2 separate regions of the Homo sapiens genome follow, and region 2 is linked to region 1. Evidence: chromatin contacts called from ENCODE Hi-C or POLR2A ChIA-PET data. All regions are on one chromosome and are shown on one strand. Each heading gives the region's core, a stretch centred on a gene start or an enhancer-like site at or near the end of the contact. The rest is flanking DNA. Distances are from core to core; before and after follow the strand shown. Region 1 holds the start of SUSD4 (sushi domain containing 4). Region 2 holds the start of DISP1 (dispatched RND transporter family member 1).

What was found. A loop is a pair of places that touch in the nucleus more often than their neighbours do. ChIA-PET counts read pairs that join two places held with the same protein, here RNA polymerase II (POLR2A). Pooled maps may share reads with other maps.
Region 2: a loop to region 1 is called in a map of naive thymus-derived CD4-positive, alpha-beta T cell, with 18 times the contacts of the local background. The contact joins the promoter of DISP1 here to the promoter of SUSD4 in region 1. A Hi-C loop is called at or near these places in 1 of 168 maps with a recorded cell type or tissue (naive thymus-derived CD4-positive, alpha-beta T cell) and 6 of 50 pooled maps. POLR2A ChIA-PET finds 5 or more read pairs at or near these places in 1 of 52 experiments (CD4-positive, alpha-beta T cell).

The regions. Positions count from the first base shown.
Region 1 is chr1:223,362,274-223,367,446 of GRCh38, reverse strand. It overlaps SUSD4 (sushi domain containing 4), which reads left to right and starts at 3,271. Exons shown (of 9, transcript NM_017982.4): 1 at 3,271-3,390; 2 at 3,987-4,169. The coding sequence starts at 4,022.
Region 2 is chr1:222,812,756-222,817,637 of GRCh38, reverse strand. DISP1 (dispatched RND transporter family member 1) reads right to left here and starts at 2,599. Exons shown (of 9, transcript NM_001377229.1): 1 at 2,560-2,599. RefSeq lists silencers at 2,639-2,738, 2,829-2,908 and an enhancer at 3,149-3,208.

The sequences.
Region 1 (5,173 bases), core at 2,022-4,521:
GACAAAGGGCTAATATCCAGAATCTACAATGAACTCCAACAAATTTACAAGAAAAAAACAAACAACCCCATCAAAAAGTGGGCAAAGGACATGAACAGACACTTCTCAAAAGAAGACATTTATGCAGCCAAAAAACACATGAAAAAATGCTCACCATCACTGGCCATCAGAGAATTGCAAATCAAAACCACAATGAGATACCATCTCACACTAGTTAGAATGGCAATCATTAAAAAGTCAGGAAACAACAGGTGCTGGAGAGGATGTGGAGAAATAGGAACACTTTTACACTGTTGGTGGGACTGTAAACCCGTTCAACCATTGTGGAAGGCAGTGTGGTGGTTCCTCAGGGATCTAGAACTAGAAATACCATTTGACCCAGCCATCCCACTACTGGGTATATACCCAAAGGACTATAAATCATGCTGCTATAAAGACACATGCACACGTATGTTTATTGCGGCACTATTCACAATAGCAAAGACTTGGAACCAACCCAAATGTCCAACAATGATAGACTTGATTAAGAAAATGTGGCACATATACACCATGGAATACTATGCAGCCATAAAAAATGATGAGTTCACGTCCTTTGTAGGGACATGGATGAAATTGGAAATCATCATTCTCAGTAAACTATCGCAAGAACAAAAAACCAAACACTGCATATTCTCACTCATAGGTGGGAATTGAACAATGAGAACACATGGACACAGGAAGGGGAACATCACACTCTGGGGACTGTTGTGGGGTGGGGGGCGGGGAGAGATAGCATTGGGAGATATACCTAATGCTAGATGACGAGTTGGTGTAGCGCACCAGCATGGCACGTGTATACATATGTAACTAACGTGCACATTGTGCACGTGTACCCTAAAACTTAAAGTATAACAATAATTAAAAATAATAATAATAATAACAATATGTTATGCTGTAGTTGCCCTCCAAATGCTTGTCTTCTTCAGCTGAATTAATAGAAGCAAGTTGTTTAAAATACAGAAAGCAACAGTACCGGCCTGTACTGGTCAGAACCCACAGAGGGAAAGTAGGGCCTCTTTCTGGAAACAAACTTTGATTGCTGGGGGTGGATATCATTGAGAAACTGGGTCAGAGAAAGGCCACAGGCTGGTGAAAAGTCTGGGAATCGTCGCACTGAAGGAAATGGCTATGCGTGACCCAGAGAAGAGAAGACTCAAGGGAACACGAAGCCATCTCCAAAGCCATGAGATGCTCTCTTAAGAAAGAGGAATTCTATTTAGCTGCGTGGGCCCACAGAGGAGAGCCAGAATCAGTGGGTAAAGGTTTCAGGGAAGTAGATTTCAGTTCAATATAAGAAAGACTTTTCTAAGAGACCTGCTGGCAAATATAAACAGGCTACCTTGATGAGTATTCAGTGAGGCTGAATGACCACTTATTAGAAATGTCAGAGAGGAAACTCAAGCATAGATCCCATGTTTGGATCAGATAAACTTGAATGTTCCTTTCAGTCCCAACATTCTCTGTTAAAATTAGATTGTACTCCAGCCAAAGAACAGATTTCAATGGCACTTAGATATATCTCTTATAATTGTTAAGAACATGTGCATGGTCAACAAATATTTCTGACCGTTGTTGATTTGGTGGATATTTAAAAAGATTTAGAAAATTTACTAAGAAAGAAAAATGGAATAAATATACAAACTGTAGAGGACAGTCACAGGACCTTGGGAAGGTGGATGGTCCCCTACTAAGATTTTGGGGTCCCAAAGTACAAGCTGTAGCAAAACTGGACTTGTGCTAGTCAACATCTTGTTTATTTTGTGCAAAGCTGCCATCTCAATTTCACACACACGCAAAAGCAAAAAACAAAATAACGGAGCTTGACTTATCTACTAAAAGCTAATCTATCCTGAAAGAATGTGTTAAAATTACTCCCAGTAAGAGCTGACACAGTATAAAAGCTGTAATTTCCCAACTACCATCAGTATGTGAGATTTTGGGAAAGTCGATAGAAGCAAAGGATGATTTAGTAGCTGTATCAGGAACATAGTTTTCATATCCACAAATTGCTACAGAATCATGGAGTGTCACTGGCTCTAAAGCGCTGCCGGTGGACGCCACCTCATTAGCTGACACCTCTTAATCACTGTGGCTGGAATGTGGGCTTCCCTATCTTGAAACCGACCGCGGGCGATCAGAGCCGGCGGCGAGTGAGAGCTGCAACCACTGCGGGCTGAGCTCCGACACCAGAATCGGCGCAGAGACAGGGGACCGACCAGGCCAACTCTCTCCACTTGGGGCTGGGAGGGCAATTACCACCGACCCCCTTGGCTTCCCATCTACGACCCCGGAAGCCTCCCCTCCTCCAGGTACCCAACCTTCTGCGTGTCACCAATCACCCGCTACCCCCGCCTCCCCGCCCCCGGGAGCGCCTCCCAGGCCAAGGCTCCGAGGGCCCCGCGCATCTCCAAGACCGGACAGGGGTCCTCACTCGCAACACCTGCGGCTGGCAGAGGGAAAATACCAAGGGTGTGGGGGAGGGGGAGAGTGTCTCTCAGCCGCCTCAGATGGTCCTTCGGGCTCCCTGGGGACGCGCAGAGCTTCGGCGGAGATGGGAGCGGGGAGGGGTTAACGCGGGAAATTAAGAGACTCGGGCAATTGGCGGTGCTCAAGTTAACCGGGTCTGTGGCGAGAGTTCTGGGGTTGGGAGCTGCCGGCCGCGCACTCGCCCCGGGTCTGCAGCCACCGCCGCGGCGGTAGTTCTAGGGCGGAGCGCTCTCCCGCGCCGCGCCGCGGGCTGGGGGCACCAGAGGCCGCGCGGAGGCCGGGGCGGGCACCTGAGCTGGCGCGCAGCCGGGGCAGGGGCTGCAGTCCAGCGCCGGGGAAGGGGCGACCGAGCTGCGTGCGTGTGCAAGACCGGCCGCCGGCGCCTCGCGCCCCGACAGGTGCAGGCGCGCGGGCTTCCCATTGGTCGCGGCGGCGGGCCCCTTTCCCCGTCCCCGCCCTCGCCAGTCTCCGGCCACGCCGCGGCGCCGGCTGGGTTGGCAGAGGCGCGTGCTCGCGCGCCCGCGCACCCCTCGCCCCGTCCCCGCCCCCCCACTCACCCCGTCCCCACCCACTCCCTCTCTCCGCGCCGCCGCCGCCGCGCGCTCGCGAGTTCAGGTAGCGGGCGCGCGGGCGCCTCCGCGGGGGCGCGCGGCCGGGCTCCCGTCCTCCCCCAACACCCGCCCGCTCGGGGGCGCCTGGGGAGGGAGCGCGCGGGCGGGGGAGCTGGAGCCGAGCGCCGCCGCCGAAGCTTCCGTCTCGCTCGCTCGCGCAGCGGCGGCAGCAGAGGTCGCGCACAGATGCGGGTTAGACTGGCGGGGGGAGGAGGCGGAGGAGGGAAGGAAGCTGCATGCATGAGACCCACAGGTAAGACCGACAGTCCCGGAAGGGTCTTCCATTCCGAGGAGGCGCGCGCAGGCCGGGGAGGGGGAGTTGGTGCCTGGTGCAGCTCCCCAAGGGAGAATTTTTTTTTTTTTTTTGACAGCGCAGAGAAATCTCACTGGGGACTGGGGCAGTAGGATCGATCCCAATCCCGAGGAAAACCAGAGAAGTAGCTGGGGGAGACGGTGCCACATTGTGAGATTCCCAGAGTGAAATGTATAGGCCCAGGGAAAAGTGTCTTCGCGGCCCCGAGACGCGGGGAGGCTCTAGACTTTCCTGTGGTGGGCACAGCTGCTGAATCCCGGGGACCGGCGCGGAGCCAATGTGCGCTAACCCCTGCCCTCCCTCCTGTCCTCCATCCCCCAGCACGCGCAGCATCCCACGGCGGCTGTTACTCAGTGCACCCGGCTCGGGGGAAGGCGGGGGACCTCGCCGTGGGAAAGGGGGCGGGGGCCGCGCGGGGGAGGAACCAGGATGGAGCCTGGGAAGCCGAGGCGCCGGGTCCCAGAGCGGAGGAGGGGGAGCGTGGCCCCCGAGCCCGGACAGACTGGCTTATTGTGGTGTTCCGCTTCTGGTTGCAGACTCTTGCAAGCTGGATGCCCTCTGTGGATGAAAGATGTATCATGGAATGAACCCGAGCAATGGAGATGGATTTCTAGAGCAGCAGCAGCAGCAGCAGCAACCTCAGTCCCCCCAGAGACTCTTGGCCGTGATCCTGTGGTTTCAGCTGGCGCTGTGCTTCGGCCCTGCACAGCTCACGGGCGGTGAGTGACCCAGCTGTGGTGGGAGGGCCTGGGGATGGCCCAGAGGGGAGAAAGAGCCTAGCTGCCAGGACAGCCCTGCACCCCTCCCCCATACACCCAGACTTCAGGAGGATCTGACAACGCGAGGGTGCCTGCGTCCCAGCCTATGGCCGCCCTTCTCCGAAACCGCTGGAGTTCCCTGAAAATTCCCATGTGGAGCCCGCACAGATTCACACACCCACATTCTGTCTGGAGCTTCCCACCAGCCTCCGGGCCTGGCTTCTCCCAAGGAAAGACAATAAAGCCTGGCCCATTATTCCCACTTTGGCCAAGGAAGCGGGGGCGGGGGGGGGAGGGGTGGGGGGTGGGGGCAGTGGGGAGTGGTGTATTTGTGGACCTCTTGCCAATGCCTTCAGCAGATAGAGGTCAGATTTCAGCCTCTGGATTTAAGCAAGAGTTTAAGAACCACCTTTGAGAATGTGAAGGGTCTGGAAACGTGGTCAGACTGGCTGCGGGGCAGGTTTATTTGAAAGTTAACTTTCCCTTCCCCTGTGTGTGCAGCATGTATGTGTATGTTGGGGGCGTGGAGGAGGTGCAGAGGTATTCTTTCAGGTGTGCCTCTGACAGATTGCTTTGCTCATCGAGGTATGATTTCAGGGAATAAAGTCAGTTGCTCTTCTATGAAGTAGAAGTTAGCTGAAATAAAATTGATAGCCTCAGCCTCCGTGGGCGGCTAATCTATAACATATTTGGTTCTGGGGGAGGGGTATCTTTTAGTTGTGGTAGAGGAAGACAGATGGAGTTCCTGTCTGAATTTGAGAGCCTAGTCTCCCTGCCTCCACTGCTCATTGCTGTCCATCATTCCTGTCCATTGCAAACGTTCTCTAGAGCTTGCTGATGTGGACGTTAAAAGGAGCTGAGATACTGTTAATATATAAATAAATTATCTTTGGTTGAAAAGCAAGTATTGACTGATGTAAATAAACCATTTTAGCGTTTTAAAATATTGCTGTTTCAGAGAATTC
Region 2 (4,882 bases), core at 1,350-3,849, 550 kb after region 1:
CTTTTCATCAGAGGCAGTGCAGCAGCTGGACCTTAAGTTAACAGATCAGCAGTCTTTCGTAGCTCCTCATCCAAAAACTGTACTTCCCCATTGTAACAAATATTCTTGATTCTATCAAGTGGCAGGAAATGGCTTTCTAACTAGAGTATGCCGATAATTGAGAACGTACTATATAATCAGAAAATTGATAACCAAAGGGCATAGAAGCAACGAGCTCAACTTAGCAAATTATTTCGTATTTTACAAACTAGAGATTAAGGAAGACAAATGTATGTGTATATGAAGACAGTGTTTTGGTTATCACTATTTTGATAGTTCTTCCAATACAGACACTGTACATATTTCAGAAATAAAAAGAAATAGTGAATCTATAAAATAGCCAGCAGTTCGCTGTACTTAATCAAAAACTGCCATTATTGGTTAAACTGTAAAATACATCTAAATCCTACGGAATAACAAAAATAATTTATCTAGAGAGAAAGCTAAATTTACTAAACAATTAGAAGAAAGAATACAATTCCAAAGATTTTCCGGAATACAGGGCAATCCAACCTCAACATACCATTCATATATATAGCTAGCCCAACTTGCCCAAGAGGGCAAGTGCTCTTGTGTTTCAACAACGAGCACTTCCTCCAACCATGAACTAATGTCTAAAGACTTGCATGCTTTCTCAAGTGCTTTATTTCTCAAAAACCATGGGAAAAGGCGGAAGAAAAATAAAATCAAGTCTTATCAGATAAACAATATTGTCTACTTAAACAAATAAGATTAAATTGAGACATATACAGAAATTAACATGGCAGTTAATTCAATTACTTTAGAGATCAGTGTTATCTCTTCATTTTGTAATTTGAAAACTTATTCAATATGCTCATTTACATGTTAAGGCACTGTTTATGTTTAGGCCTTGCTTTACACTTGTAAATATCAGCAGTCCTCCTAAACATAAGGACGTTATAACTGTGTATTTCACTCAAGCACAGATATTCAAGGCCATCAAGAATTTATAAGCTAGCAAGATATCGCAGTACCAATAAATATAAAATGTTCTAGTTTTCCTGAATTAGTTCAAGTCAGACCACCAAATCAGATCTAAAAGTTACCTGTACTAATACAGTAATTTTTAAAACAAAAACTTCTAACATTTGAAATGTGAAACACCTGAAACAAGCAAAGCAATCATCAGATCTCACCCTCCATCAGTGACAGTGTTATGATTCTTCCTAGCTACCTTGCTCACTTTGTGGCAAAAATCCAATTCACTTACTACCTACTTAAAAGCTAGGAGAATCTTTGTAATTACACTGAGTGAAACACTATATTATGTAGATTAGGAAGCACATATTAATCACATCCAATAAAACATAAATGCAAGGTAAATAATAACTAAATCAATAATTACCTTTGGTAATAATAATGAGCCCACATACCAAACACTGGCCACTGGGGAAAACTAAATGTGCTAATGTGCGTGTAACAACAGATCTTGGGTTATCAATATTTTTAAAAAACACTGACAATGGCAAATATTTATATATATATATATATATATATATATATATTTCCTTACAGCAGAAATAAAAAGGAACAGTAAAATCTTAAGAACTGCTAGTAATTTGCTGCACCCTGATGTAAAATTGCCTTTATTGGTTAAACTAAAAGACTAAACCCAACAAAATAGCTTTTAGAAAAAATGTGTTAGAAAGTTGGACAGAAAAACAATGAGTTGAAACTGCAAACATTGACAGCACTGGCTTTCCATGTGATTATCACCATAATTCTGAACGCATTTAGTTCATCCCATGACAAGGGAAATAAGACAAGCTAAACTCTGCAGGGTAGAGAAGAGTCCAAAAGGAAAACTTTGGTTGTCTTCCTTGGGTGAAGAGAACTCTCAACTACTATCAGTTTGACAAAGACACGCAGAATCTGGGTGAAGCAAGAATTCGAGCGGTCCCTAGGAATATACAATATTTTCCCGAAATCCACACGCGCGGAGCGGGATATATTTCTAAAAACAAAAAACAAACTGCATGAATTGCAAATGAAGCAATAGGAGTTCAGCATCCAATAGGTGGCTGGTCATCTTTCTGGTTCGTTAGGTCAAGACGTCCTTCTCACCTACGACCCTCAGAGAAGGACTGACTCCCTCCTCTGTAACCTCTCCCTGGAAGCCAACCTTTGCCATCTCCTGCCATCCTCTCAGTCAATCCGCCAGGACCCGGGACACGCCCCCACGAATGACTACTTTCCTCCGAGATGCAACTCTGCCCCGTGTCATCCGCAACCTCCAGTCTCAGGGCCTCTTTGGCCTCAGGGTCCCCGGTGCCTCCCTCCTCAGTCCCTAAAGGCTGCCCTTAGGGCTCTCCTGGTTCCCCGTTCTCAGTCCTGGCCCTTCTCTCAAGCCTGGGGTCCCGGATTTCCCTCCACACGCGCGGGAGATGCCGACTCTCCCGTCCCTACCCGGTCTCCCAGTCCCGCGGCGCCGGGCGGCGGCGCGCCGAAAGGCATCCACTGAGGAAACAAGTGCCTGCAACGTTCCGGCTGCGAACTCACCTCCAGTCCGGGCTCTCGGATGCTGGCCCGGAGCCGGGCTTCCGCCTGGCGCGGTCCGCGTCGCGAGCGGGACCGGAAGTCCCGCCCCTCGCCCGCTCCCGGCCCGCTCCCGGCCCGCTGGCCTCGCTTGACTACCGCTCCCCGGGAGAGGGATCGCCGGCGGCGGGCGACGGGCGGCTGGCAAGGGGCAGAGGGCAGAGGGGCTTGGCTTGAAAGGGCGAGGCAGGCGCCAAAAAAATTCCCTCTCGCGCTCCTGCTCTTTCTAGTGTATCCATCGACCAGTGTGCAAATGCTTGACCAAGCGTCTATTCTGCCCAAGCCCAGTGAGGCACAAGATGACTCAGACACTGACCTCTGTCCTCACAATCTAGTTAAAAGTTGACATAAGTAAAAACAGAAGTAAATCACGCCACAAGACAGTGTTTCTTCTTTCATTATTCAGATTATTATCACCTGCTATATAGGCCTGTGAACAACCAGGCACTGCTGTAGGGGCTGGGGATAGAGCGAACAGAGGACAGCCCCACTCTCGTGAGGCTTACACTCAGGGCGAGGAACTAGCTATAGAATAAATCGAACAGCGGCGGCTCCCTCGGGAGGCTTATGCACAGAAACAAAAATATATAAGCAATGAAACCATCAAGTGTTAGAGGCACTCTGGTGGTGCTGTAGGGAACGGTGCAATGTAGAGAGCTGGGCGGAGAAGGCTTTCTAGAAATAATGACTCTTCAATTGAGACTGAAATAAATGATGAATAAGAGTTAAAGGACAGGCACAGTGGAGAAGGGCATGCAGAGAAGAAGGACGTTATGGAGTGAGAGCTTGGCTTGTACCGGTAGCTGGCCAGGAGTTAAGCAAAGTGTCAGATGGCAGATGCAAGAGCAAGCATAATGAGAAGAGACAAGGCCAAATCATGAAGAACGTTGTGCCCTATGCTTAAAAATTTTGGACTTCAGAGACTCCGTGCAACGGAATCCGTGGGGTCATCTAAGGGAATAGACAAAACAGTGAGTCATGGGGTTGACTAGGGGGATTGTCCTAGTCATCAAAGAAAAATAATACATCATGAATAGCATGTTTTATCCTTGAGGGTGCTTTCTTGAACTGCCATACCCAGATGTAAAGGCAATAGACGGCTACCACAACCCTATAAAGGCAGGACCACAAGGGATCATACCCCTCAGGTTGCTGCATTGAGCAAATCACCCCAACCAACTGAGATGCTAACTGAAGTCACAGGGAACTATGGAATGGGCCCAGAAGAAAGAAGCTTCAACACCAGCTACAGTAATGAGGACTGTTGCATTTTTTGTTTGTTTTCTTTGCTACCAGTGTTTAATAAATACTCTCTTGCACACCAAGCCCTTTCTTTGCCTTTTTAAAAAGGAATGGTATAATACATACATTTTTCTTTTTTTCTCCTTTTGCCAGCAAAAGGCCATACATTGCAATATATGGAGATAGGATTACAGTAGAAGAAAATGAGGAATGGATATCGTGTAGAAAGTCTGTACTTAGAGGGCATAACATCAACTCTAAGTGAAGTAAAAGGTCACGCGTTTGGGTTTTCTCCCATTGGGAAGGTTAGTAGTCCATTTGTGGTGATACTTGAAATAACTGATTCACATAGCGGCAAGGTGTATTTTTGAAAGGATGGAAAGAAGAGAGTGTGTATGTGGTGTGATGTGGGGGGTGTGTGTGTGTGTGTGTGTGTGTGTGTGTGTGCCCACGCTGGGTGCCAAGAAGTAGAATGTAATAGACACTCTGTGAAATGTTTCCTTATAGCTTCTCACAATTCCTTTTTTTGTAGGAATGGCTGAAATACATAGAGGCAGTCCTTTTATGGGCCACATATGCACAAGCGACCATGTCCTAGTGTGACCAGCTACTCTGGTTTGCTAAAGACAGGGGGATACCAGGATGCTGGACTTTCGGTGCTTAAACTGGGATAGTTTTGCGAAAACTGAGACAAGTTGGTTGCGCTACCATGTCCCTTGTCTACATAACAGATTAATTCAGAGGTGGGCATATCCTAAACCAGACCATTTAGACTCTTTGCCCCAGAAATCTTAAATGAGGCATAGAGAAACACAGAGAGAATATAGTTACTCAGTAGAACTGAGTCACAAATGGCAGTTCCCTAAAGAAAAAATCTATTAACACCCTTTGCCAAAGATCCAGGACCTGCCCTGTTTCCTTTGGTTATAGGAGATATCCCTGTATAATTCCAAAACTTTTTTTTTTTTGGCTAGTCAAAGAAGATTGCTGCTGCTTGCAACCAAAATAATCTTAAGGAGCATATTCATTTCCAATCCTTGTTTAA